Regions from separate parts of the Mus musculus genome. Here regions 1, 3, 4 and 5 are each linked to region 2. Evidence: chromatin loops called from intact Hi-C (ENCODE). Cell type or tissue: heart. All regions are shown on one strand.

Region 1 (5,000 bases), 900 kb after region 2:
CCAGCACTGAGCAGACAGGCTCAGATCTTGTTTGCCACAGTTGCTAGCTCACCTAGAGTGGAGTCTTCCGACCTAGGTAAAGTCTATTGTCTGCCACATCTGCAGCTTCCTGCAAGAAGCCACCACCTGCTGAGCAGCCTGGGCTCATTTTCCTGAGGAGTTCCTGGCATAATGTGGGATGGATGGGTCTCCCCCCTTTAAATTCAGACCCTAGAATTAAAACATTGAGCCTTGATCAGAGAACTTTGTCTTGGCTCGTTATTTCTCTCGCCATCCTTCCCATCCATCCCCAGCTTTCCTTTCAGGAACCCAGGAAACCATGGCCCCTGGCAGCTACAAATGAAACCAACTTGTTCATAGCATTTGTCTTTCATGTGTTCTCCAATTTAGTTTGCAAGTATTTTATTGAGGATTTTTCTTTATTTGTTTGAGAATTTTTCTATATTTGTTAGAGAAGTCGGTCAAGTGTGTGTGTGTGTGTGTGTGTGTGTGTGTGTGTGTGTGTGTTTGTATGCCTTTGTATGACTTTATCTGATTTTGAAATCAGGGCAGTCCTGACTTTGTAAGAAGTTTGCTAATGTCCTGTGCCTTTCTCTTTTGTGGATCAGTTTACAAAATGCTGGCATTACATCTTCCTTTTCACTCTGGTAGAACTTACCCGTGAACAGCCATCCCTGAGCCTTTCTTTGTTAAGAAAAATTTAACTCCTATTTTGTTCTGTGGATTGTCTCAAGTCTTTTTAAATTGTTCATGTCTTATAACTTTACATTTGGTAGTCATAAGCATTTAAACCTTTATAACTTCTAGATTTTGTCCAGTATGTTGATTATATTCTGAAAGCATTACAAATGATGTTCTGGATCTCAATGAAATCTATATAACAGCTTCCCTCTGTGTACTATTTTATTTATATGGGTTCTTTTCTCTCTCTGGTCTGTCTGCTTAGTGTTCTGTTGCTCTGAAAAGATACCATGACCATGACAACTCTTCTAAAAGGAGGTTGTTTAGTCCATTTTCATCATGTCAGGAGCACAGCAGTGTGCAGACAGCGCAGTGCTGAAGCAGTAGTTGAGAGTTCTACTTCTAGATTCACGGGCATCAGGAAGAGAAGTAGCCACGAGGCTCAGAATGAGCTATTGGAAACCTCAGAGCCCACCACCAGCAACAGGCTTCCTCCAACAAAGTCACAGCCCCTAATCCTTTCAAATAGTACCACTCCCTGGTGACCAAGCCTTCAAGCCTATGAGCCTGTTGGGGCTCACTGTTATATGGACTATCACACCATCCATCCATCCATCCATCCATCCATCCATCCATCCATCCATTCATCTATCATATCTATCTGACTGTCTATCAATCAATCTATACCTATATCTATCTATCTATCTATCTATCTATCTATCTATCTATCTATCATCCATCTATCCATTTATCTTTCTATCAATCATCTATTCTCTATTTCTCTCTCTCTCTCTCTCTCTCTCTCTCTCTCTCTCTCTCTCTGCCTGCCCCCTCTCAGCTAGGGAGTTGGCAATCCGAAATTCTTTTAATCTTTCCAAAATCCAACTTCTCATTTGGTTGGTCTAGAAGCTCTACTTTCTCTTTCTGTTTTGTTTGGTCTAAATCATGATTGATGTCTACTGTTGGCTTGGGTTTGGCTTCATTTTTTTTTTCTGGAGCTTTGGGGTACTTATTTGAGCTCATTGGTTTATTTACATTTGAGCTCTCTAATATTTGAGAAAAGTGGTTATAGTTACAAACTTTGTTCTTGACTGCCTTGGCTGTGTCCCAGAGTTTCTGGTAGGCAGTGACCTCATTCCCACTTGATTCTAAGAATGTTTAATTGGTCTCTTTAATTTCTTCAATGACTCACCCAGTGTTCATTCAAAAATGCATTGACAATCTCCAAGTTCTTATGTATTTGTGCATGCGTATGTTGGGAGGGGGTGGTAATCCTTGCTAGTTTTATTCCATGAGGTTTGAAAAGTATATTCATGAGCCAACTTGGGCTCAGAGAGACAAAAACTGCATATTCTTTCTCGTATGTGGATCCTAGCATCTAAGCTAGAAAAAGGGAAAGGGACCCTTGTGATGAAATAGCAAAAGGGAGGGGCCTGGGATGGGTGGGGCACACATGGCACAGGCATGGGAGATGGTGCAGGGGTGAGGGAAGGAGTGAAAATGCCATCAAACTCTGCCCCTCTGTGGTAATTAAAAATCCAATATAATAAGTTAAAGGTAGATATAAAACAATTTTGAAAGAATGTTGCCATCTAGTGGCCAAGCTAAGGAATTCACTTAGACGATCATGTTTTCTAAAAATGTGGCTGTTTTATATTCACTAAGTAAATAGTGTCCTATTCACTAAAAGTTATACTTTCTTTTTGCGCTCAGTTTTCAGGCTTCCAAAAATTTATTCTCAGGTATGGCCTGCTTCCCAAAGAAGCAGTTTCTCCAGGTAAAAGCAAGATGTATATCTGTTAAGTATTTGGTATGTCTTAATCTCAGAGGACACTAATACTCTGGGCATGGCTCTCTTCCTTGCATGTGTACTTGTGTGCACCTGGATAGTTTGATGATGTCACAGGCCCATGAAGACTGAGCAGCCTGCATGAACAGTCGATCAGACTCTGGCATTGTCTTACGGTTGGGTGTGGTCTCTCCATCTGCCGCCTGGTTCCATGCTCTCACTTTTCCTCTCAGGGGGGCTTGGTCTGATTTTCCTCTCCCTCTCTGGGGGGTTTGGTCTAATTTTCCTCTCAGGGAATCGTTTTATTTCAGCTCTTTACCTTAAGGTTATATCTGAAGAACTCATGGGGCCAGATGTCCTCATAGCTCACCTCTTAGGTGCCATACCCTAGCCTTCCTCTGTTGACATCGAGTTTCTGTCCTCTGTTCTCATTGGCGATTCTTGCTTTCCCTCACTTTTGCTCTTTTAACCAACACTGGGCAACTTCCCATGGATCATCTCCCAATAATGTGTTGTTGCTGGTCATGCATGTAGCTTTGTTAGTGTCTGAAAATACCACCCTGTTCCTTGACCCTGTAACTTAGTCATCCTATTCTCTATCAGTGCCTTCTATTCACCCAAGGTAGGGACCCATGAGAGAACAAGGAAATTATTTATATAAGTCCAGCTTGGTGAACCCATGACATTTTTATTTTTGCTTACATACAGGAACATGTGTGAAAGGTTGCTTTCTAAAATGATTCTAAAACAGGTGCATCACCAAAGAGTCCCACCCAAGCAGGGGTCACAGTCTCCCAGTGTTGGGAGCCGCCCTCACATTCGCCGTTACAAGATGGCGCTGACATCCTGTGTTCTAAGTGGTAAACAAATAATCTGCGCATGTGCCAAGGGTAGTTCTCTACCCCATGTGCTCTGCCTTCCCCGTGACGACAACTCAGCCAATGGGCTGCAGCCAATCAGGGAGTGACACGTCCTAGGCGGAGGATAATTCTCCTTAAAAGGGACGGGGTTTTGCCATTCTCTCTCTTGCTCTCTTGCTCTCTTGCGCTCTGGCTCCTAAAGATGTAAGCAATAGAGCTCTTGCTCTCTCTCTTGCGCTCTTGCTCTCTTGCGCTCTGGCTCCTAAAGATGTAAGCAATAGAGCTCTTGCTCTTGCTCTCTTGCTCTCTGGCTCCTAAAGATGTAAGCAATAAAGCTTTTGCCGCAGAAGATTCCGGTTTGTTGCGTTCTTCCTGGCCGGTCTCGAGAACGCATGTAAGATCCCAGAAGCTGCATAAATGGATTCTTCCATTCAGTCAACACTTCCATACTCTAGCGCCTCCTGAGACTGCATGCAGCTGGGATGGATGCATGGAAGAACTTGTGTGACTGAGCAGTTGTGTCAAAAATTATAAGCTGCTGAGAGCACCTTATAATTATGGTTTTTTTTGCCATGGCTTTGCATGGCCTGGCTCCCAGAATCCTGACAATACGGCTACAAGAGAATGAAGAAATCACAGACATAGAGAAGTTGGGATCAAGTGGTTTGGGCTTTCTGATGGAGAAGCCACACTTCCTGCTTTATTGTATGCAATGGAACAGGAAGCTGGAGCTATTATAAATGCTAAACAAGGAGGCAGGCTTGTCTAATCTGGGTAGGAGCTGTCTCTATAGGGGAGCAGTCTTCAGGCTGTAACATCTGAGGTGAGAAAGCTGTGGTGGAGATTTTCTGCATACACTATCAACACTCATACTCACCCCTGAGGAAGGCTCTGCCACTCCATGAGTCTGAGGCACCCGTCCTTTGACATAGCCATGTTCACAGGTCTGAGGCACCTGTCCCTTGACATGTCCTTGCTCATGGGTCTGAGGCACCTGTCTTATGACATGTCCTTGCTCATGGGTCTTAGGTGCTTATCTCTTGAAATGGCCATGCTCACGGGTCCGAGGCACGTCCCCCTTGACATAGCAATACATTTGATCAGGGCTTCACCTACACCCTGTAGTTTTAAAATTACATTATACAATTGACATTTATTTTTCTGTAATTTGCTAATGGTTAGTTTTTTCTGTCTGCCTTCATCACCAAGTTGTACATTCACAGGCTCAAGACTTTATCTTTACCGTGACTTTGCCCAACACGGTCCACCTGGTCCATTCATGGTGCTTTGTAAACAGGTGTACACGCAAAGGACTAACAACCCAGGGACAGATGCTGAGGGACGCTTGCGCTTTCCCAGAGGGATAAGGATCACGGGAGTGCGGAATGTTTATGGCAGAGGTGTGTGCCCCTCGAGCATTTAACACACAAAGGAAGTGTGTGTGGCAAGTTCACAGTGGCGAGTCAGGAAAGTCTGGGAGGACACAGAGTGCAGAGAAAGACAGAGTCAGTCAGGTAAGAAGACCAGAAGAAAACAGAGACAGTGAATACTGGGTAGCTTTCAAATTTATTTAGATAGAATTTTATATATTGAAGATTAGCGTTGGTCTTGAAGGAAGGCTCGGCCTCAGGGATCAGCAGAGGTCAACCTCCAGGAGGCTCTGAGAGCTG
Region 2 (5,000 bases):
GGAAAGAGCCAAGGGGAGTCTGGGGAGACAGCTCAGCAGTTAAGAGTGAGTACTGTTCTAATAGAAGACCTACAGGGGTGTGGCCTGCGGTTGCCAGGCTGCGAACACCTGTGGCTCAGCATCAGATACATTGTAAAGTCTCTGATGTCTCCTGCGGCTCTTGCTGCCTCGGCCCAGAATGTCTCCCTTGCTTTACTTTCCCCAAGAATAAACTTTCTTTCTCAAAGTATATGCTTAAAAGAGTCCTCCATCATGTCCTGCTCCTACAAGTGTCTTCTGTCTGAGTCTCTCATTTTTCTGAGACCCAGAGTGTTCAGAATCTGAAGAAGGTGGCAGAGCAGTTGACAGATTTGAAAAACAATAGCAAGTCCAGGAGAGTGTGTTTAATGGGCTGAGTTTCACCGTTGTAAGTTAAAAATAGAATGTCAACGCGCTGGAAGCTGCCTGCCTCTGTGTCAGCCAGTGTTTGTTTATAATTCCCAAATGGCAGAACTCCATCTGTGTTGTATTATCCGTCCCCTTAAGAAGTGTTTATTGAGCACCTACATTCTGTCTGGCACTGCCTGGGGCTACAGCAGTGATCAGAACAGACGCGCCTGAGAGCCTGAGGCTGAGCATCTCTTGGTTTTTATAGCTTTCTCATTATGTCCCCTCTTCTACAGCCTAAACTCCCGGAGAACAAGAACAGTCTTTAACTACATTTCCAATCCTCGACAGCATCCAAAGGGGGGTGGGCATTGGCACTGATAAATCAAGAGACCGTTAGAGCCACACAACCCGAGTATACTCATCCTTTGCACAGGCCCTTCCCTGGGCTTACCCTTGGCCCTGAGCTGCTCTTAACTGCTCTTTATTCTTCCCCACTTGCTACTGCCTCTCCTTTCCATGTCAGTATCTCTGATCTCAGTGTATAAAATGCTGGAGAAACAATGCAGGCGATGGTGCAGGAAAGGAAGATTTAGAGATCAGTACGAGAAATGCGAAGTTTCATCTGATGCTTTCAAAGTACCATGCTTTAGAAACATGCCAGTGAAGAGCACACTCCACTTCTTTCTTTAAAATGCCTTATTCCATTTTAGTGTATGTGTGTGTGCATGTGTGTTTGTGTGTATTATGTGTTGTGTCTTTGTTATGTGTGAATATGTATGTTATGTGAGCATGTGTATGTTTGTAAGTGTGTTATGTGTGTGCTGTATGTGTTGTGTATGTATGTGTGTTATGTGTGTATGTTGTTACAAGTGTCTATGTGTATGCTTGTGTATGTGTGTGTACATGTTTGTTTGTTTGTATGTATGTATATTGTGTGTTGTGTGTGCATGCCTGTGTATATGTGTATGTACACATGTGCGTATGTGTTGTGTGTATATTTGTGTCATATGTGTATATGTTGTGTATTGCATGTATATATATATATATATATTTGTGTATATGTGTATGTTATGTGTATGTTTGTGGTATGGTGTGCATACATGTGTATGTTTGTATGTGTGCATATATGTGTATGTATGCGTGTGTTGTGTGTATGTTTATGTTTGTATGTGTGTATTTGTGTGTGGTATGTGTATGTGTATATGTGTGCACTGTGTTGTGTGTGTGTGTGTGTGTGTGTGTGTGTGTGTAAGTGCAGCTTCCCAGGGTTGAACTTAGCTCTTTCAGCTTGTCATTGAGCACCTTTATCTCCTGAGCCATTTCTCCTTAGATTTCATAAAAAAGGAGTCTTTATTATTTGTGAGATCTAAGCTATATTTAACATAATATATAAGCTCATTTGTTAACAATGAAACCAGGAGTGGTTTTGTCCCAGATTAGAGAAAAATATTAAGTTTTGCTTTTATCTTAACAATTTGCTGTGTGACAAGCATTTAAGGCTATTAATGCTTAGTTTTTATTGAGATGTAAAGAGCTAGCATGGAGGGGGCTTTCTAAGCATTGTGCCACCCCCATGCAAAGGACACCTGAGCATGCTCTGCTCCATGAAGCCGATGATCTTCTGCATGTTCAATTACTAAATGCATCAACTCACAGCAATTAACACTTTTATTCCTGTTTTTCTTCCCTCATACAAAAGAAATAAAGTAAACAATTGTACTAAAACTCTCTGGAAAGCCGGCCTGGGAGACAGGCTGCACTTCGCAGCTTGAAGTGTCTGGCCCTCGCAGCTGCAGCTTCTTTTGTGGCAGTTTCTGCTCTCACATAAAACCAACAAGGATTTCTCAGAAGGGTGAGAAACAAAAGCTTTAAAACTGGCTTCCTGTGAGTCCACCAAGGGCATGGCCTTTAGGAACAATGTCAAGTTCTGATCCAGCCCCCTCCTGCGGCCACTAGATGACACTGCCGCCCCAAAAATAACAGAGTGGTTCGCCCATTCATTGCAGAGAAATCACATGGCTCAGAACTTAGCTGCACAGTGTATAACGTTGTTGCCGCTGCTGCTCCTCTTCTTTCTCTTCCTTCTTTCCTTCCTCCCTTCTTTCCTTCCTTCCTTCTTTCCTTCCTTCCTTCTTTCCTCACTTCCTCCCTCCCTCCCTCTCCCTCTCTCTTTCTTTCTTTCTTCTTGTTCTTCTTCTTGTTCTTGTACTCCTTCTCCTCCCTTCCTCTCCCTCTCCCTCTCTCTCTTTCTTTCTTTCTTCTTGTTCTTGTTCTTGTTCTTGTTCTCCTTCTCCTCCTTCTTCTTTTTCTTCTTCTCTTTGGTATATGGATAGGAAAGTAGTGAGATTTCCAAGAGAGAAAAACCTGTCCAGTTCATAGATCTTTTTCAGGATGAACCACTTCAGTAACAGGAACTTTGTTTGGGTTTTGTTGCCCTTTTTATTCAGTCTTTAGTATCTGTTGAAAAGTGTTATTGTTCCTGAGTCACGATGGCAAGCTCAGCTTAACTACCATAGGCAAGCTGAACGAGCTGGTCACTTAGGAAATCAGTTAGGGGCTGGCCAGACGGCTCGGTAATAAAAGCACTTGCTTCCAAGTTTTTACAACCTGAGTTTGATCCACCAGGAGCCACCCACAAAGTGGGAGGAGAAAATAGACTCGTGCAGGTTTTCCTCTGACCTTCCCATGTGCCATGGTACGTGCTTGTGCACACAGACACACAGACACAGACATACACACACAGAGACACATGCACAGACATACACACACAGAGACATACAGACACACATACACAGACATATACACACACACATATACAAACATACGTACACACACACATACATAGTAAAGAAATAAAAGAAGTGCCGGGCAGTGGTGGCGCACACCTTTAGCCCCAGCACTTGGAGGCAGAGGCAGGTGGATTTCTGAGTTCAAGGCCAACCTGGTCTACAAAGTGAGTTCCAGGACAGCCAGGGCATAAAGAGAAACCCTGTCTCGAAAAAACAAAAAAAAAAAAAAAGAAAGAAAGAAAGGAAGGAAGGAAGGAAGGAAGGAAAGAAGGAAGGAAGGAAGAAAGGAAGGAAGAAAGAAAGAAAAAAGAAATAAAAAAAGAAGCAAAAGAATCAGAGAGTTTTGTGTACACTGCACTCTTGATCTGGCTTCTATCCCCCCTTCCACAGACAGACACACAGACAATCCTACGTGAATAGCTTCTTCTATGGGTAAGAGCACCTGACAGAAATGCTGCAATGCAGCTGGGCTTAGGTGTCGCGTTGTGAATTATGCATGAGGGGACTCGGCTCTCACTGCAGTTAAGCACAGAAGCAAAGGCTATTTCCGTTCATGGCTGCATCCTTGCTTGCCAGCAAGATAGCAGAGCACAGGGGGTGAGGGCTTTGGCCCTTCGAATCCACAAACATTCCAAGCTGACATCTACAGATATAGCTCTGGGATCACGAAAACACTTCTATCCATTGATTGGAACTTTCTTTATAACTATAGGCAACTGCCTATATATTACGATCAATAGTGATACTGATGTCTTTGTGTTCTTCTTAGATTTGCTTAATTAGAAGAGTTTATTTTATGTTTGGTTATGGTATAATAAATCTAGGCGTTAATTCACACCACCACCAGGCTGGCCTCAGTGAGCAGTGAGACTGAATACATGTGTCACCACGCTCAGCTTTTCGTTTGATTTTTAAAGACTTATTTGACTTTGGGGTGAGTGTGTGTGTGTGTGTGTGTGTGTGTGTGTGTGTGCCTGTCTATCTGCCAGATGAGTGCAAGCATCCACAGAGAATAGAAGAAGCCACTGGATCCCCTGGAGCTGTAGATACAGGCAGTTGTAAACAGCCTGATGTGGGTGCTGGGAACTGAACTCAGGCCCTGTGGGAAGACAGCAAGCACTCAATTGCTGAGCCATCTTTCCAGAGAGCAGAGCTCTGGGCTGATGTGAGAGACAAGGAAGGGCTATTGAGGCGGGTAGTGCACTAATCTAGACACAAACATTGCTGGCCTAGGGTTAGGGGCTCAGGTTCACTGAGAAACAGCAATGAAGTGGCCCAGGGCATGGATTCAAGGCTAAATATACTCGCTTTGATTAGATAAAGTGATTTTTAGATTTTTCCAGTGATTAGAGCCAAACTCTTGTACATGTCAAATAAGAACAGTTCGATGGGGCTACACGCCCAGCCTTGCACACACAATTTTAAGTTTAGGCCTTCATCTACAATGTGTCAATAGAGAGATTAAATGAGAATTTTTACAATTTTTATTTGTGTGTTGGGGAGTGGGGCTTCGCCTGCATGTATTTGTATCACATGTCTGCTGTGTCAGAGGAGGGCACTGTGCCCCTGGAGGCTGGAGTTAGAGGTGGTTATGAGCCACCGTGTGGGTGCTAGAGAACCCATTCTTGTCCCTTTGTAAAATCAGCTTCTGCTCTTGGTCTCTTCTGGCCTCTAACCGAGGATGTTTACAGGTGTAACTAGCACACAGTGGGAGCTCTGTAAACGCTTCTTAAGTAAGATTATTCCCTGAGTGTCTAATGCTCTCCTACGCACTGAATTTGCAATCAGGGCTTTGCTGATTGTCTTCCATGGAACTCCGTATTGTTTTGTGCTTTATATTGC
Region 3 (5,000 bases), 250 kb after region 2:
TTCATCCCAGGACAGGGTGGCGTTAGATGATCACCCCTGGGGCTCAGCAGGTGCGTGCAGCCATAGACCTTTCTGAAGGTTTTGAGTGAGGTCGTATTTAACCCCGCCTACCTCTGGTTCTCTGGTTTTCACTGTCACTGTTTTCATTCACCAAGTTATTTATTGAGTGCTGCTGTCTGTTCTGCATTGTTCAAGACCTGGAGATATGTAGATCAATAAAAATTATTGGAAGTAGAATATAATAATAGTGAGATAAAATCAGAAAATAGTAGTATAATAAATAATAAATTTTTTTTAATCCACTACTATCGTGGAGAAGTGAATTACCTTCCAGAACCAGCTATGATGGGTCTGGGGCTTTCTGGAGCCAGTCTCTGGCCCAGTGGCTTATCTTATCATTCTGTTTGGAATACCCACTTACCCTCCAATCTTTGTGTTTTCTTGCCATTGCTTCTGGCATCTTCCTCACAGTCCTCTTAATGTCACTATTTATATCCTAGGCATAGGGTTCTTTCTATTGGCTATTAGAATTACAGAGAACTCTTAAAAACCATGTCTGAGGTGTTCTTAAGGATTTGTTTTCTTTTCATAAATAACATTTCTGAGTATTATGTGAAAAGTGCTTCAGTAGACCTGTGTCTCTTTGCTTTCCATGGCCAAGTTCCTTGTTCTTCCCCAGTTAGAATTTTGCTTTAAGGTAACTGAAGATTCACATTTAGTTATATGATGTTCTAGCTTATTAATGTGGCAGACTACACTGATTGGGTTTCAGATATTTGAAGGAACCTTATTTGTTTGGAAAGAGTCCCACGTGACTATGTATGGTATGTAACTTTTTATTTAGATGTGAATTTTATTTGCCAATAACTTGGTAAGGATTTAGGTATCTGACTTTGGTGAGAGGTATTTACTCTTTGGCATTTCTTCTTTCTGACATCTTTGGATGATACTTGTTACAGGGTAATGTCAGCTTCATAAAGTGAGCTGGGGACGGCGCTGCTCTGCTTTCTGGAAGAAAGTGCCATTGGTTGATTTTCTTCTTGGATGCAGTAGAGTTTGCTAGTGAAGTCACCCAAACCTGGAGATGGCTTTCATGGAAATTTAATGTTTTACATTCAGTTTTTAAAAGAATATTTTATGTATATGAGTTCTGCAGCTGTCCTCAGACACACCAGAAGAGGGCATCAGATCCCACCACAGATGGTCATGAGCCACTATGTGGTTGCTGGAAATTAAACTCAGGACCTCTGAAAGAGCAATCAGTGCTCTCAACCTCTGAGCTGTCTCTCCAGTCCTCCCTTTTTTTAAAAATAATTAACAAAATCATTTGTCTCCTGATGTTTTCTGTTTTTAATCAGAGTTGTCAAATTTCTGTATTTGTCTTTTTCTGTTTTCATTCTACTTTGATGTATGCTTTGCATACAGTTAGGTCATGTTTTTTTTTTTTAGTTCTTTACTGTTGGTGAATTTAGCTCATTTACATTTAATGTAACTATTGGTCATGACTTAAGCCTGCCATTTTTGTTTTGTTTTCTGTTTCTGCTTTTTATTGCTTTGTTTCTTACCTTTCCATGGATTACATAAACATTTCCTAGGATTCATAGGTGATTGGTATGTTCATTTTGCCAGCTTTTAACAAGTTATGTTAACACTTGTCTCCCTTGCTCTTACCCTCCCCATGTATAATAGTTCAAGTGTTTTCTGACATAAACTTAGAGCTAGATTGACTGTATTATATTTTTTAAGCCAGTTGTCAGATGTTTAAAAATGTCAGAGGTTATTGTTGCTTTCTTGTGTTTGCTCCCTTTCCAGGGTTCTGAGTGTAAGTGTTAGTTCTGCGATTGTTACGTTTCTGCTTACAGTGCTTCCTGTTGGACTGTTTCAGGGTGTGTGCTGGCCAGAAGGCCCTAGTCTCCTTTATTTGAAGATGATTTGACTCCTCTCCACTCCTGAAGGCTGTTTCTGGGTTGAGTTGTGTTTGCTTGTTTTGTTTTGTTTTCTCCCAGCGAACTCTTTAGTTAGTCTCCTTCCTTCCTTCTAGTCACAGTTTATCTCCAAGTAATGTTCTGACTTGGAATTTGTTGCTGTGCAGAATAGATGAGAATATCCCTAGTCTATCTTTTTTCAAAGTGAAGTTGAGATGTAAAGATTGAGGTAAAGGTTTTGCTGGGCCACTGTGAATTTATAATATTAACTGCTGTTATTACAGCTTATTATTGAGTTTATAGTCAACTCAGCTAATTTTAGGTTACATCTCTGTCTCTATAACAAGAACTAACATTAGTTTTGTTTTGGTGAGAAAGGATCTTTTTTGTCCTACCTGTCATTTTTGGTGAGGTCTCTTAGATTATTGTTAGAGTTTTTACTTGGACAGTGCTTAGAACTTGACTCTGACCTTCATCTCATTACTATTCCTCCAGGTCCTTAAGATTTGCTTTTATTTCTGTGTCTTTTGGATGTCTTTTTTTTCCCCGAGTCGGTTTCAAATCTCACCAACTGAAAATTCATTTTCATTTTCTTTTATGCCTCATGAGACTTTAAGTGTTTTGCTGACATTGCATTATGTTGTGTGCCATTAGAATTGCTTATTTCAAAAAAAAAATGGAGGTAATATACTCTGTGCTCTCAAGTGATTGAATGCTTGCGTGTAGTTTGGGTCTTTTCTAACAATTTTCAAGCTTTCCTTTGAGGCTGCGAGGGAGTGCTCAGGGTCATAAATACACAGTTGCAAGAACTGGAGCTTACAATTTTGAGCATTGTTTATCAACTTTATGCAGATGACACTTTCAAAGGGGTTGTATATTAGATATCCTGTATAGCATATACTTACATTATGGTTCAAAAAAGTAGCAAAATTACAGTTATAAAGCAGCAATGAGAAGAACTTTATGGTTAGTGGGGCGGGTCACCACAACATGAGAACTGTATTAAAGAGTCTCAGCATTAGGAAGGAACCATTGTCTTAGAGCATTATGGAGCATACATGACATCTAGTGGCCAGTTACTTACACATGGACTGTGCATAACTGGTACCACAGTGGCAATCAAAATATTTTTGAATGAAGTATAAATACCTTCAAAGTTCTGTTTTAATGTACCCTGTCTATAAAGAAAGGATTGAAGTCCCTTAGGGATGTGTTGCATTTTGAGGGAGTACCAGTAGAGGGCACCAAGGGTCCATTTACTTTGGTGCTTTTTATTTTATTTTATTTATTTATTTATTTATTTATTTATGAGATTGTCAATCATCAAAATGCCAGTCTGTCCTTATGGCCAGTGATTTTGAGTTGTCTATCCATTTCCATATGCAGAGCAAAGTAGATTCTCAGTCACTATTTGTTAAATTTATATTTTTTCTTATAAATCATGTAGTACTATTCCTTGGGAATTTAAAAACTTAAAGCTTATTGTAACAATGAAGGTATCTTAATGTCTGAGGCAGAAGGTGAATTTGATCTGTTGGCTTAAGCATGTAATCTTTTCTGAGGCTAGGGAAATGGTTCAGTTGGTAAAGTGCTTGCTGTGGACCTGAGTGGAGCCCCAGCCCCTAAATAAAAAGCTGGGAACCCATCTGCATGATAGAGTACACGCATGCACACACGTGAAACTTTCAGTTGTTTCTGTTGAGAAACTGTTCCTTTGGATAACTCAGGCTGGCCTCAAACTGATGATTTCCTGTCTCCGTCTTGAATGCTGAAATGTGCCACTATGTAAAGTTCACTTTTATCATCTTAAAGCTCTGCTATTTCCAAAATCATTTCGTCACCATTGACCAGTTTGGTACTGTTCGTTCATCTTTGCTTAGTTAATAACTGACATTTGTCTTCCAGCAAAATATTGCATAGTGTTTTCTTCAATTCTCAGATTTCCAATATAATACTCATAATAGTGTTAAATTAGACTCTGGGTAGCTGAACAGATGGCTTCCTCAGTAAAGTGCTTATCACACAAGCCTGAGGACAGTAGTTTAATCTGTCCCCAACACTCATGCTTAAATTACTTGCATGCATAAATGGGATTTGTGAATTGACTCAGTGGGTAAAAGTAGCTGCTACAGAAACTGACAGCCTGAGTTTAGTCCTTGGAGCCCTTGTAGGAGAGAACTGACTCCCTCCCAGAAGCTGTTCTCTGACCTGTTTGCTTGTGTTGCGCGCTCCCATCACATATGTACACATAGTAATTCAACATAGCTGGTAATGGTTGCATGTGTCTGTAGTCCTACCGCTGGAGGGGAAGTAGGGTGGGGACAAAGGCAGAAGGAGCCCTGCTGCTGGCGGTCTAGGCTGTCCAGCAGAATTGGTGAACTTGTCCAGTATCCTTGAGAGACTGCGCCTGAAAACCTAAGATGGAGAACCATTGAGATGGAGAGCGTGATGTTGACTCTGGTCTCCATGGCGCCGGCTCATGCACTCTTTTCTACATATTTGTAAATCCATGGACACACACACTCAAACATGGATGTATTGGTAGAATTTCAGAGAAAATATTAGTGGGGAGGCTTACTAAATTGAGGCATCTCACAGAGTGGAGAACTCTTTCCCATTAATATAAGCTTTCTGTTTTTTCGATTATTTATGTGCATTGCTGTTTTGCTTGGAGGCATGTCTGTATGTGGCTGTCAGATTGCCTGGACCTGGAGTTAGAGACAGTTGTGAGCTGCCATGTGGGTGCTGGGAATTTGTAGTCCTCTGGAAGCGCAGCCAGTGCACATAACCTCTGAGCACCTCTCCAGCCCTATAGAGCTTTCTTATTACTACTTGAATGCTATATTTTGGGGATCAGCCATTGTAAGGATTTGAACTTAAAGGGGTGGCTTCAAGGAATGCAACGAATCTCAACCCTTGGCTGATTAAGACAATTTTGTTTAATTTTAGGAAAATACCCTAAGTTTTCATGTAATTTTAAAATTGGCAGATAACTGTATATATAAGAAAGCAACAGCATATTCTTTCTGTTGCTTGTGAGAACGTAATTAGAAAACAGCTGTGATTTTCTGGGGT
Region 4 (5,000 bases), 240 kb after region 2:
GAGGTGTTTATAGAGGTGTACATACTTGTCACATAATTTTTTGCACTTCAGAGTTAAAATATGCATGCTTTGTTTAAATTTATCACAGTAAAATATAAGTTGATATGTAGGAAGACTGTACAGCAGAATAAAACAATGTGGTGTTGTAGGAGAAACAACCAAAACGGAAACACATAAAGGTTGAAGACGAGGGGGAAAGGTATATTCTACCCAACACTAGCAATTGGTTCTAAATGAAACCCCAATAAATGAACCAAAATCGCCATCAAACTGTCATCTAGCAGGGGTGGCTTTCTTGTGGAATGGACAGCAGTGTGAGGGAGACTCTCATAACGATGTGAGCAGCTGTGTTCATTAGAAAATGTTTTAAATCCTCAAATAGATAAAAATAGATGAAAACTATTATGCTGCTGAAACAGGCCATATTACCTCCATGATTCAGAGAGGGAGGGAGACAGCTTTATCTAAAAGCACTTTTGATTAGAAAGTAACAACCCCTGTCATACCTGTCAGAAACCATCTAGGAAAAAAGCATGCAAGTGGGTTTTCTGGAGACAGTCCACTGTTTTGCATGGGCTGCTATGGGTGAGCTCTGAGGCCATCAGAGACTTCTTCCCAGGATTGCTTCCTGCTATTGATACGCCTTTTCTGTCAGTATTACACAACCTAAGGATTGATGGGCCTCTGCCCACACTATTGGACACATTCCCTCTAGATCACCATGACGATGTACTCTCATGTAGCAATTTGGTATAGACGAATAGACGATTTTACAATTTCTGATGATTTTATAGAACTCAAATTGATGTAAGTAATCTCAAGTCCCCTAAGAAATAAAGCTGCAAATAGTGCTCTTCACATGTCACAGGCTAATTGCACGAGGGAAAGAATGCAGGCTTGGGACAAATTTATGATCAAGGAAAAGCATTCATTTTAAGTCAGGTTCAAGGAAGAGGCTACAAGTGTGCACTATAATAAAGCAATAAAGTAAAACTACTGCTTTGAATTTATAATGACCTTGTAGAACGAATCACTGCTTTGAGCTTACTGTCAACACCCTTCTGTAACCCTCCTTCTGTGTAACATTTCATCTGTGAGGTAATTTTATAAAGAATTTTTGTCTAAAAAGGTAAATTTGCCAGAGAGAAAAAACAAAGTGTGGCATTTAGGGCTCAGCCCCATTCACCAAATGAATATATGTCTATGTCCGTTTGTCCATGTGTATGTACATAAATAATATGTAGGTATATGTGTATCTATGTAAGTTGGCATGAACACTTGTGAAATTGTTGAGACAGGTGGTCCGGCAGGGCCAGAGTGTGTGTGTGTAGTTGTGTGTTTGAATTCTTTCTTCCTCTTCTTTTCTCTCTGGCTCACAAAGAGTTAACAGACTCCAAGCCTCTAGCCTGGCCATGGAGGGGTCCTTGAGTCAGAGAGAAACTAAGCCTTTTTTCTAATACTCTTGTTGCTATCAGTTGGAGTCAAATTACCAGAAACCAGAGGTCTTAGAATAGCAAAGAATTAAAGAGAAAAACTCCTGAAAGCAAGCAGCTTTTGGACATACAATAGCAAAGAATTAAAGTCAGAGAAATTGCTAAAAGTAAGTAGTCTTTGGCTACAGAATAGCAAAGAGAACTGCCAAAGATAAAGCAGCTTTGGTCTCCATCTGACTCTGTAACTCTTAGCTGCCTTCCTGGGGAAACTGGGTGCTGGGATAAGCCCTGGGCACTAAGTGACCCTAAAAAGAAATGGGATGTGAGCAGAGAGACAATGAGAGGGATCACTGGAGAGGAAAGAGGAACTGAGAGCATTTTTATGTTTTAATTTTATGTGCATGCATGTTTTGCCAGCACGTATGTCGTTACATACCTGTTGCCTGTGGGCCCAGAAAAGGGAATCAGATTCCCTGAGCTGGATTTATAGATAGTTGTGACCTACTATGTGGATGTTAGGAACTGTACCCAGGTCTTCTGCAAGAGCAGCAACTGCTGAGCCACCTCTACAATTCCAAGGATATTTACTTCTTTTTTTAAAATTATTTTATTTTAAATTTATTTTCCACACTCCATATTCCATACCCCCGCCCCTATCCACCCTCCGTTTGCATCACATCCCATACCTCCTATGGATATTTACTTTTAAAGAAAAATATTTAGGCATTTAGGTGCTATTAGGAAAGTGGAAGCAGTATACTCAGTTTAGAAGAGCCTTGTGAATATTTGAATCTGATGAAGTGTTCCCCTCGGATCTCATATTCAGTAAATCCTGTCGGCGTGAGCCACCACAACCCATGCGAATCGCATATCCAGATTTTGAAAATATGGAGATGACAGAGAGGTCAGCAGTTGAGTTTTGCATGCATGTCTAGATTCAAGTTCAGATTATTTGTTATACTGTGCCTCTGTTATCCGCCCCCCCACCCCCCGCCTCCCCTCCCCTCTTCTTTTCTTTTCGAGACAAGGACTCTTGTCTATAGCCAGGCTGTCCTCCAAACGCCCTCCGCAGGGCTGCTATGGCAGGTGCGCGCCAACTTTTAAAGTAATAATCAACTTCGCAGCTAACTTTTATAATAATAATCCCCTCAGAGCTAACACCTTACGCTTGTCCTACGGTTAGAGCGAGCGGCCTCCCCGCAGCACAGACCTCACCTTACCCTGCTCCTCAAGCCCGCCCAGCCGCTCAGGGTTTAACCCTCATTCAGACCCGCAGTCCGCTCCTCCCAGCGTGCGGAGCCCGTCTCTAGGCAACGCCAGTGCATCCGACGTCTGCGCAGGCTCCGCCGCCGGCTCTGCTTGTTTTTAAACAGTCGTCCAAAAGGGCCAATCAGAGGCGGCTCACCGAGAAGCCGGGTGAGGACTGGTCGAAAGCCTCTCGCCATGGCCAATGGGCGTGGAGGCTAGCTGGGCGGGACCGGAAGTGAGCGGGAGGGAAGAGGGGCGGCGGCGGCGGGCAGTTTGAATCGCTCGTGCTGGTCGGGGAGGAACGGTGCGCTGTGTGAGGAGCTCGGCGGTGAGGAACTCGGGGCTCGCAGAGCCCGGAGCCAGGTTCTGTGAGGAGCTCAGGTGAGCAGCGTCCCCCCTCGGGGCCCCCGTCCTCCGCCCGCGGCCCCCCATCGGAGGCCCGCATGGTTTCTAGAAGCTTCTTTCTCACTTGGCGGCTTAGGGTCGCCAGGGTGCCAGGCTGTGCTGTGTGCTCAGCAGCCAGAACTAGCTAGCACTGGCAGAGAGGCAGGGGATCCTGACGGAGGACAACAGCAGAAACCTGCCAGACCCTCTTTAGGGCCTGAGGCGGGCGGTGGGCCCATGAACGGAGCCCTCCGCATTTTAAAGACATACTTTCGGTGGAAGTTCTTTTACACCGTCACCACAGAGATTTTGCTTCATCTTTCAAAGTCTTCTTCTCAGACCCTGCCTCTTTAATCTTAATTTTTTACATTTACGGATTTTACAACTTTTGCTCTAGTGACCCGATTTAGGTGGCTGACAGGTTGTTCCGTACCCAGTCAACACCTAATGGCAATTAGGCGATCGGTGTGATGTATTTATATATAAGTGTAGGAGAGGTAGAAAATGTATATAAGTGTGTAATGAACATAGTAAAAAAAAATGCCTTTTAAACACCCAAGACTAATAACCAAAACTCTGACATCACTCACTCCAAATAACAATCCTAAAACCCCATGATCCCCAGTGAACAGTATATAATTGGAGACTAAGACAATGCTCTGCGCTGCACATATGAGAAGACACCACCATAATCTGCCCTCAGGAGCCTCAAATCAAAAACTTCTGTTGGCTTGTAAGGCCTTAATGGGAAAGGTTGTGTGTAGTCTTGCTTCAATTTGATGTCCCAGGATCAGGTGGTATCCAAGGGGGTCTCCTCCCCTCTCTGAGAAGGGAAGGTGTTTGTGAGGATGGGACTGGGATCACAGGCAGAAGGGGAGGCTACCATTAGGATGTAGAATGAATAAATAATAATAATAAAAAGGAAAAAAAAAACTGAACCTGACAAGCTAAAATATGTCACCCAGGTGAGCAGCCCTGGGAAGATAGGGTTAAGACTGTAATTAGAAATTTAAAGTGTAAATACTGTATACTAATCCTCAGCATAATAAAATATAACTTTAGTTATCTTAACTACATTTGTAAATATCTTCTTGCTCTCAACAAAGTGTGTGACTACAAACATGAATATAGCTGTTTGTAGGTTTTGAATTAGAAAATAAACCTGCTGGATTCCCTTGCTTATATTGCCTCTCTAGATGTTTTGTTGCTTTTATTTTGTTTTGTTTTTTGACTTGTTGGCTGTGTAGCCCTGTCTGGCCTGGAACTCACTCTGTAGACCAGGCTGGCTTCAAACTCAGAGATCCACTGGCCTCTGTCTCCCAAGTGCTGGGGTGAAAGGTGGATATGGCTGTGGCACGTTGATGTATTGATTTCGGTGGCTGGCTGAATTGTTAAGACAATTTTTGCGTGTGGTTTTTGGTCTAATGTACTCTCCTCACTCTTGAATGAACAAGCTACAGGGTCAATTGCTCTTTGTTTTAGTTAAGAGGCCTTTGATTTCTTTCAGAAAATTTTGTGGGAAATTGAGTGTGGAGTTACACATGTCTTCTGTGAAATGAGATCTGGGAAAAAAAATAATGAAGCTGACACCAAAAACTGTCTTCAAGGCCCGGTATCTAATATGTCAAGATCCTTGTTTCTCTTTAACTTTTGAAAGTATTTTTTCAAAATATTTACAGTTAGATACTATCTCAGTATACAAACACGGATGTGGCTCGGAAAGCGGTGATCCACATTTCCTCAGCGTCATGAACTGAAGTATATTTTTGGGGCATTAACATCATAGATAACACATACAGAATGGGAGATGCCATTGTAATGCTCCAGGAAGTTGCCAACATCATTCTCACAATTGACAAAACAAGACAGAAAGAACAGTTGGGTCTGAGTGACAGTGGCAGGGCTCGAGTTGTCCTTTGAGTCCCTGTCTGTGTT
Region 5 (5,000 bases), 230 kb after region 2:
GTTTCTTGCCCACAAGATGCTCAATCTTGTCCTATGGAAGTCTGGATATATATATATATATATATATATATATATATATATATATATATATATATATATATATATATATATATATATATATATATATATATATATATATATATATATATATATATATATATATATATATCCAGACTTCCATATATATATATATATATATATATATATATATGACAAGCACAGAAATGTAAGCCCTAGTCTGAAAGTGGGGTGAATCGGAGCAAATCTCTAGTGGTGTACTTCTGACTTCCCAGAGATGGACATCGAGAGTCTGGGGACACGGCCGGCTGCAGTGTATCTGAAGCATTGGGAAGCCAGGCCGCAGTCCTCACGTGTGGAAACTGAAAGCCTTCTGACTGCTTTGTGTTCTCCAGACAGAGAACAAGACAAACCTGGGGAGAGGAAGCGTCTTTTGTGATAATGCAGGAAGCAAAGTGCTGAGGAGAAGCAAGGCCCCGGAGAAGTCAAAGGAAGGCCCCTGTCACGGCTGCTGTAGTGAGCGGCGCGTCTGGGCTTGCTGTTTCCTGCTCTCCACACTGCATGTGGGATGGACACCCACCTATTGACTCTCAAGCCCACTTGCTGGGGATCCTCTCAGGAAGTCATGACTGCTCCTTACTTCCAGGTCATACTTGGCACTGGTAAAACAGGCTCCCCTAGTGTCCAAGAGAGTTCTGGAGACACCTAAAGACTTGTGGCTTGCACTGCATGGCATGGGGTTTGAGCCCCATAGTACAGTACTCTGTTCTCTGACATGATATGCTGTTATTATTTTCACCCCGTCGAGACCTTTACAAAACTGGTCTTACCAGCCTGTCCTCGCAGGAGGAAGGAGAGAGAGGGCCATCAGATCCTCACCTCAGATGCAGCCACCAGTTGTTAGTGAACCGAATTGGTTTGGTAAGCTGGACTCACAGAGACCTCTCTTTGGTCTGTCAGTGTCCTATCTGGGGTAGACACATACTTCTGCGGATCTCCCAGGAGTGTTTGTGCAACACTCTCACATGGCAGCTTGACACACCTTCAGCTAACACCACATGGGCCATGAGGATGCCACAAAGTTATTGGCTATAGTCTACCTCTCATTGTGTCCAGATCCATTTGTCTTTGTGGTTTTTTTAAAAAAATTAATTTATTATATGTAATTACACTGTAGCTGCCTTCAGACACTCCAGAAGAGGGCATCAGATTTCATTATAGATGCTTGTGAGCCTCCATGTGGTTGGTGGGATTTGAACTCAGGACCTTTGGGAGAGCAGTCGGTGCTCTTAACTGCTGAGCCATCTCACCAACTCTGTCTTTGTGTTAAGTTCACTCTGTCACTGTGCTGACTTAGGGGCCTAAGCTAAGGAAGACTTTGTCATAGAGAACTGGAGGGGCTGGGAACCTGGATCAACAGGTAAAAGCGTCCGCCTCGCAAGCCTGACAACGTGAGTCCTGGAACACGCATCAGAATCCTGACTGGTGGGATATGTCTGTGACCCCAGCATTCTTACAGAGGTGTGGAAGGCAGAGCTAGGAGAATCATCTAGGACCCGAGAGGCCAGTGAGCCTGCAGAAACAAGAGAGACATGCTTCACCAAGGTGAATAATCCGAGTGGGCATATGTGCACGGAGGCACACATGTGCCCCTCTGCCCAATACAATGTTTGCTTTATTTATTTATTTATAAACATTTCAGATTTTGACTATTTTATGTGTATAAGAGTTTTGCCTTCATGTGTATTTGTGTGCCACATGTGCTGGTCCTTGAAGAGATGGTGAGCCTCCATGTGGGTCCTGGGAATTAAACCAGGGTCCTTTGCAACAACACTAAGTGCTTTTAACCACTGAGCTAATTCTCCAGCCACAAATACAATGTTTTAAATAAAATGCCGAGACAGGGAGAGGGAGAGGGGGAGGGGAGGGGGAGGGGGGGAGGGGGAGGGGGAGGGGGAGGGGGAGGGGGAGGGAGAGGGAGAGGGAGAGGGAGAGGGAGAGGGAGAGGGAGGGAACTGATGTAAGAAGCATGCATGATGCCTGGACCAAGGTTCTAGCTGATAGGCATCAATTCTTGATGCTGCCAGGGAGTACGTGAGCTTCAGGTGTATCTTCTCTGATGCTCTTCTGTGGCAGAGAGGGCAGCCAGGTGGATAAACCTCATGCTACTATCCCATCTCCTTTCTCTGCTGTTCTCATGCAGAAGGAAACCAGTGACTGGTGTGGCTACAAGCACTTTAGAACCCTTCTGTGCATTCCCGCTCCACACCTTACTCAGTAGAGCCTAAAGTGGGGTTATCTTGGTGGCAGGGAGAGGAGCCAAGTCTCCCTCTGCTGGCCTCAGGCTTGCACAGTCCAGCTCCCAGGGGTGAGGCTGGAGGTGCTGCTTTGGTGCTGACAGCACTCGGGGAGGAGGGGCCCCGCTCTCTGCTCTAGAGGTGTTATCCCTGAACTGGTGTCTTAGTTGAGCCTCTAGCTGCTAATGTTTAGCTGATGATTCCAACTTGGTATCTGTATTGGTATTCCGGGGCCACTAAATCAAGACATGCTAAATATGGCAGCTTGGAACAGCAGAGACGGGATGTTTCACAGTTCTCGGGGTGGAAATCCAAGATCAAGTGTTGGGAGGGCAGGGACCTGGGGATGGCAGCAAAGGAGACCCCATGGTGTCTCCCTCCTGGCTTCTGCTATTCCCTAAACCTTTGGCGTCCCCTGCTAGTACCCACATAGCTACGATTTTTACATGCTGTCTGCATTTCTGACTGTGCTACCACACCTGGAGCAACTCTATGTGACACATCTATGTGCATGCACACACAGGCAACTCTATGTGATACATCTATGTGCATGCACACACAGGCAACTCTATGTGATACATCTATGTGCATGCACACACAGGCAACTCTATGTGATACATCTATGTGCATGCACATACAGGCAACTTTGTGTGTATATTTAGAGACCCGAGGCTGACATTATACACCTCCCTAGGTAGTCATCTACCTTACATTTTGAGACCCTTTCTCATTGAAGCTGGAACCAAATCTCACTGATTTGGGTAGAACGGATGGCCAACAATCCCTAGGGGACTTCCCGTCTCTACCTCTCCAGTTCTGGAATTAAAATCACACTTGGAGTTTTTTGCATTAGTGTTAGGGATCTGAACTGACTTAGGCCCTCACACTGTGTGTCAGATACTCCATCCATTGAGCATATCTCCTTAGACAGTCTCTTCCCTGGATTCTTAATAAGGATGTAGTCACATTGGATTAGGCTTCACCATAATGACCCTGTCTTACTAAATTACATCTGACCCTGTCTTACTAAATTACCTTGCTTCCAGTTACACTCTGAAGTACTGGGGGGTCACAATTTCAGAATGTAGGACAAAATTTATAGAGGACAAACTTCAGCCCATGACAGCAATGGTGTCAGAGCAGTTAGTCACAGGAAAGAGGTAGGAGGTTGCTCTGGTTACTTCTTATTGCCAACTTGACCCAACTTAGTGTCACCTGGGAGAAAGGAGCCTCAGCTGAGGAACTGCCTCAACAGACTGGCCTGGGGGTGGGTCTGTGGGCATTTTCTTGCTTGCTAATTGATGTAGGTGGGCCCAGTGCACCATGGGAGGTGTCATCCTCCTCAGGCAGGTGGGCCTGGGCTGTATAAGAAGGACAGGTGAGCATAAGGCAGTAAGCAGCACTCCTCCATGGCTTCTGCTTCAGTTCCTGCCTCCATGGTCCTGCTTGAGCTCCTGCCCTGACGTCCCTCAGTGATGGACTGTGACCTAGAAATATCAGCCAGATAAGCCCTCTTCCCCTCCAAGTTGCTTTTAGTCAGTGGTTTATTATAGCAACAGAAAGAAAGCTGGGACAGAGAAGCTTACAATAAGCATGGACTATAAACATATTTCTCAATAAATCAAGTATTCTGCCAAGGCAATATCTTGCAAGATCCTATGGGTGCAAACCAGAGATTCTTTTACTTCTCAGAGTAGTTCTGCCCAACACTGAGGAAAGGGGAAGAAGGGGCCAGTCAATTCCTTTGGGGTGGAAGAGATCCAATGCAATATAACTACCAATGGCAAACAATACTCAGTGATGGTCAGTACTGGCGACATAACTCATGTCCCATGATCGGCTGTTCAGTCTTCATGACCCACAAGAGCAGCTGGTTTTCAAACGGCGAAGCATTTGCTAGTGGAGAAAGAGTCTTTGCTTCAGCTTTTCAGCGTGTATGTATCTCACTGAGACTTGCCAGCTGGTTGGCCTTACTTTTGTGGTAATCATCAGACCCGTCCAATGACACGGCCCAGTTAACATGCTTGCTTGACTTTGCATTGGTGTGGCCCACAGATCCTTCTGAGCCAGTACATTACTTTTTCTAGCCACATAGATCAAGGAAGACTCCAGTATGCCAGCCATTTCTCTCTCACCCAGGAACACAGTGATCTGTTAGCTATAGTGGCAGAGCTTCACCTTCATCTGCTACTCCAGCTGAGCTGCCCACTCTAACAAGTACCTTCTCGTTACCCGGACAAGGTGGTTAAATTCGGGTGCCGTCCTAGGACACTCTAGAATCTCTTTTTGTTGTTTCTGTTTTTCACGACAGGGTTTCTCTGTGTGTCCCGGGCCGTTCTGGAACTCACTCTGTAGACCAGGCTAGCCCTGAACTCGCAGAGATCCACCTGCCTCTGCCTCTCAAGTGCTGAGATTAAAAGCATGTGCCACCACTGCCAGGCTCACTCTAGAGTCTTTTATTTGCAGGGACACTGTGAAACTCAGTGCCCCAGCAGCACATCCAACTGTCAGCACTGACCTCTCGAGGTCAGCGGCCATGACCTTCTTGAAGAGTCAGGTATCCTTACTATAATATCCATTGTCTTGCTGACGATGACCTTTTCCAGGCTGTACTGGAAATAATCAGTTGGTAGACTTGGGAACTAAATCCAATCGTCCTGCCCTGTTTCCTCAAGGAAACCCTCT

Evidence for each region. Hi-C counts contacts between places; a loop is a spot of excess contacts. Peaks named below come from ENCODE experiments on the same cell type or tissue, not always from the same donor. Only the 100,000 strongest peaks of a DNase experiment are listed, where the experiment ranks them.
Region 1: it touches region 2 in a loop (4-fold over the local background); 9 of 42 quality-filtered maps call a loop at or near these places.
Region 3: it touches region 2 in a loop (5-fold over the local background); 6 of 42 quality-filtered maps call a loop at or near these places.
Region 4: it touches region 2 in a loop (3-fold over the local background); 12 of 42 quality-filtered maps call a loop at or near these places.
Region 5: a loop joins it to region 2, with 6 times the contacts of the local background. A loop is called at or near these places in 19 of 42 quality-filtered maps.

What each region holds. Positions count from the first base shown.
Region 1 is chr1:189,020,722-189,025,721 of GRCm38, reverse strand. No RefSeq gene overlaps it. Among named protein-coding and RNA genes, the nearest start is that of Gm36561, 12 kb to the left of the region's middle. In heart, a CTCF peak has its summit at 2,283 (motif pointing left); no DNase peak of the experiment used is centred here.
Region 2 is chr1:189,925,192-189,930,191 of GRCm38, reverse strand. No RefSeq gene overlaps it. Among named protein-coding and RNA genes, the nearest start is that of Smyd2, 5.4 kb to the right of the region's middle. In heart, a CTCF peak has its summit at 2,313 (motif pointing right); a DNase peak (open chromatin) is centred at 2,301; H3K27ac peaks cover 2,652 bases.
Region 3 is chr1:189,673,694-189,678,693 of GRCm38, reverse strand. All of the region lies in intron 7 of Cenpf (centromere protein F), which reads left to right. Among named protein-coding and RNA genes, the nearest start is that of Cenpf, 12 kb to the left of the region's middle. In heart, a CTCF peak has its summit at 3,113 (motif pointing right); no DNase peak of the experiment used is centred here.
Region 4 is chr1:189,686,038-189,691,037 of GRCm38, reverse strand. It overlaps Cenpf (centromere protein F), which reads left to right and starts at 2,952. Exons shown (of 18, transcript NM_001081363.2): 1 at 2,952-3,062. In heart, no CTCF peak of the experiment used is centred here; a DNase peak (open chromatin) is centred at 2,827; H3K4me3 peaks cover 3,772 bases; H3K27ac peaks cover 2,705 bases.
Region 5 is chr1:189,695,976-189,700,975 of GRCm38, reverse strand. No RefSeq gene overlaps it. Among named protein-coding and RNA genes, the nearest start is that of Cenpf, 10 kb to the right of the region's middle. In heart, a CTCF peak has its summit at 2,364 (motif pointing left); a DNase peak (open chromatin) is centred at 2,395; H3K4me3 peaks cover 602 bases; H3K27ac peaks cover 1,016 bases.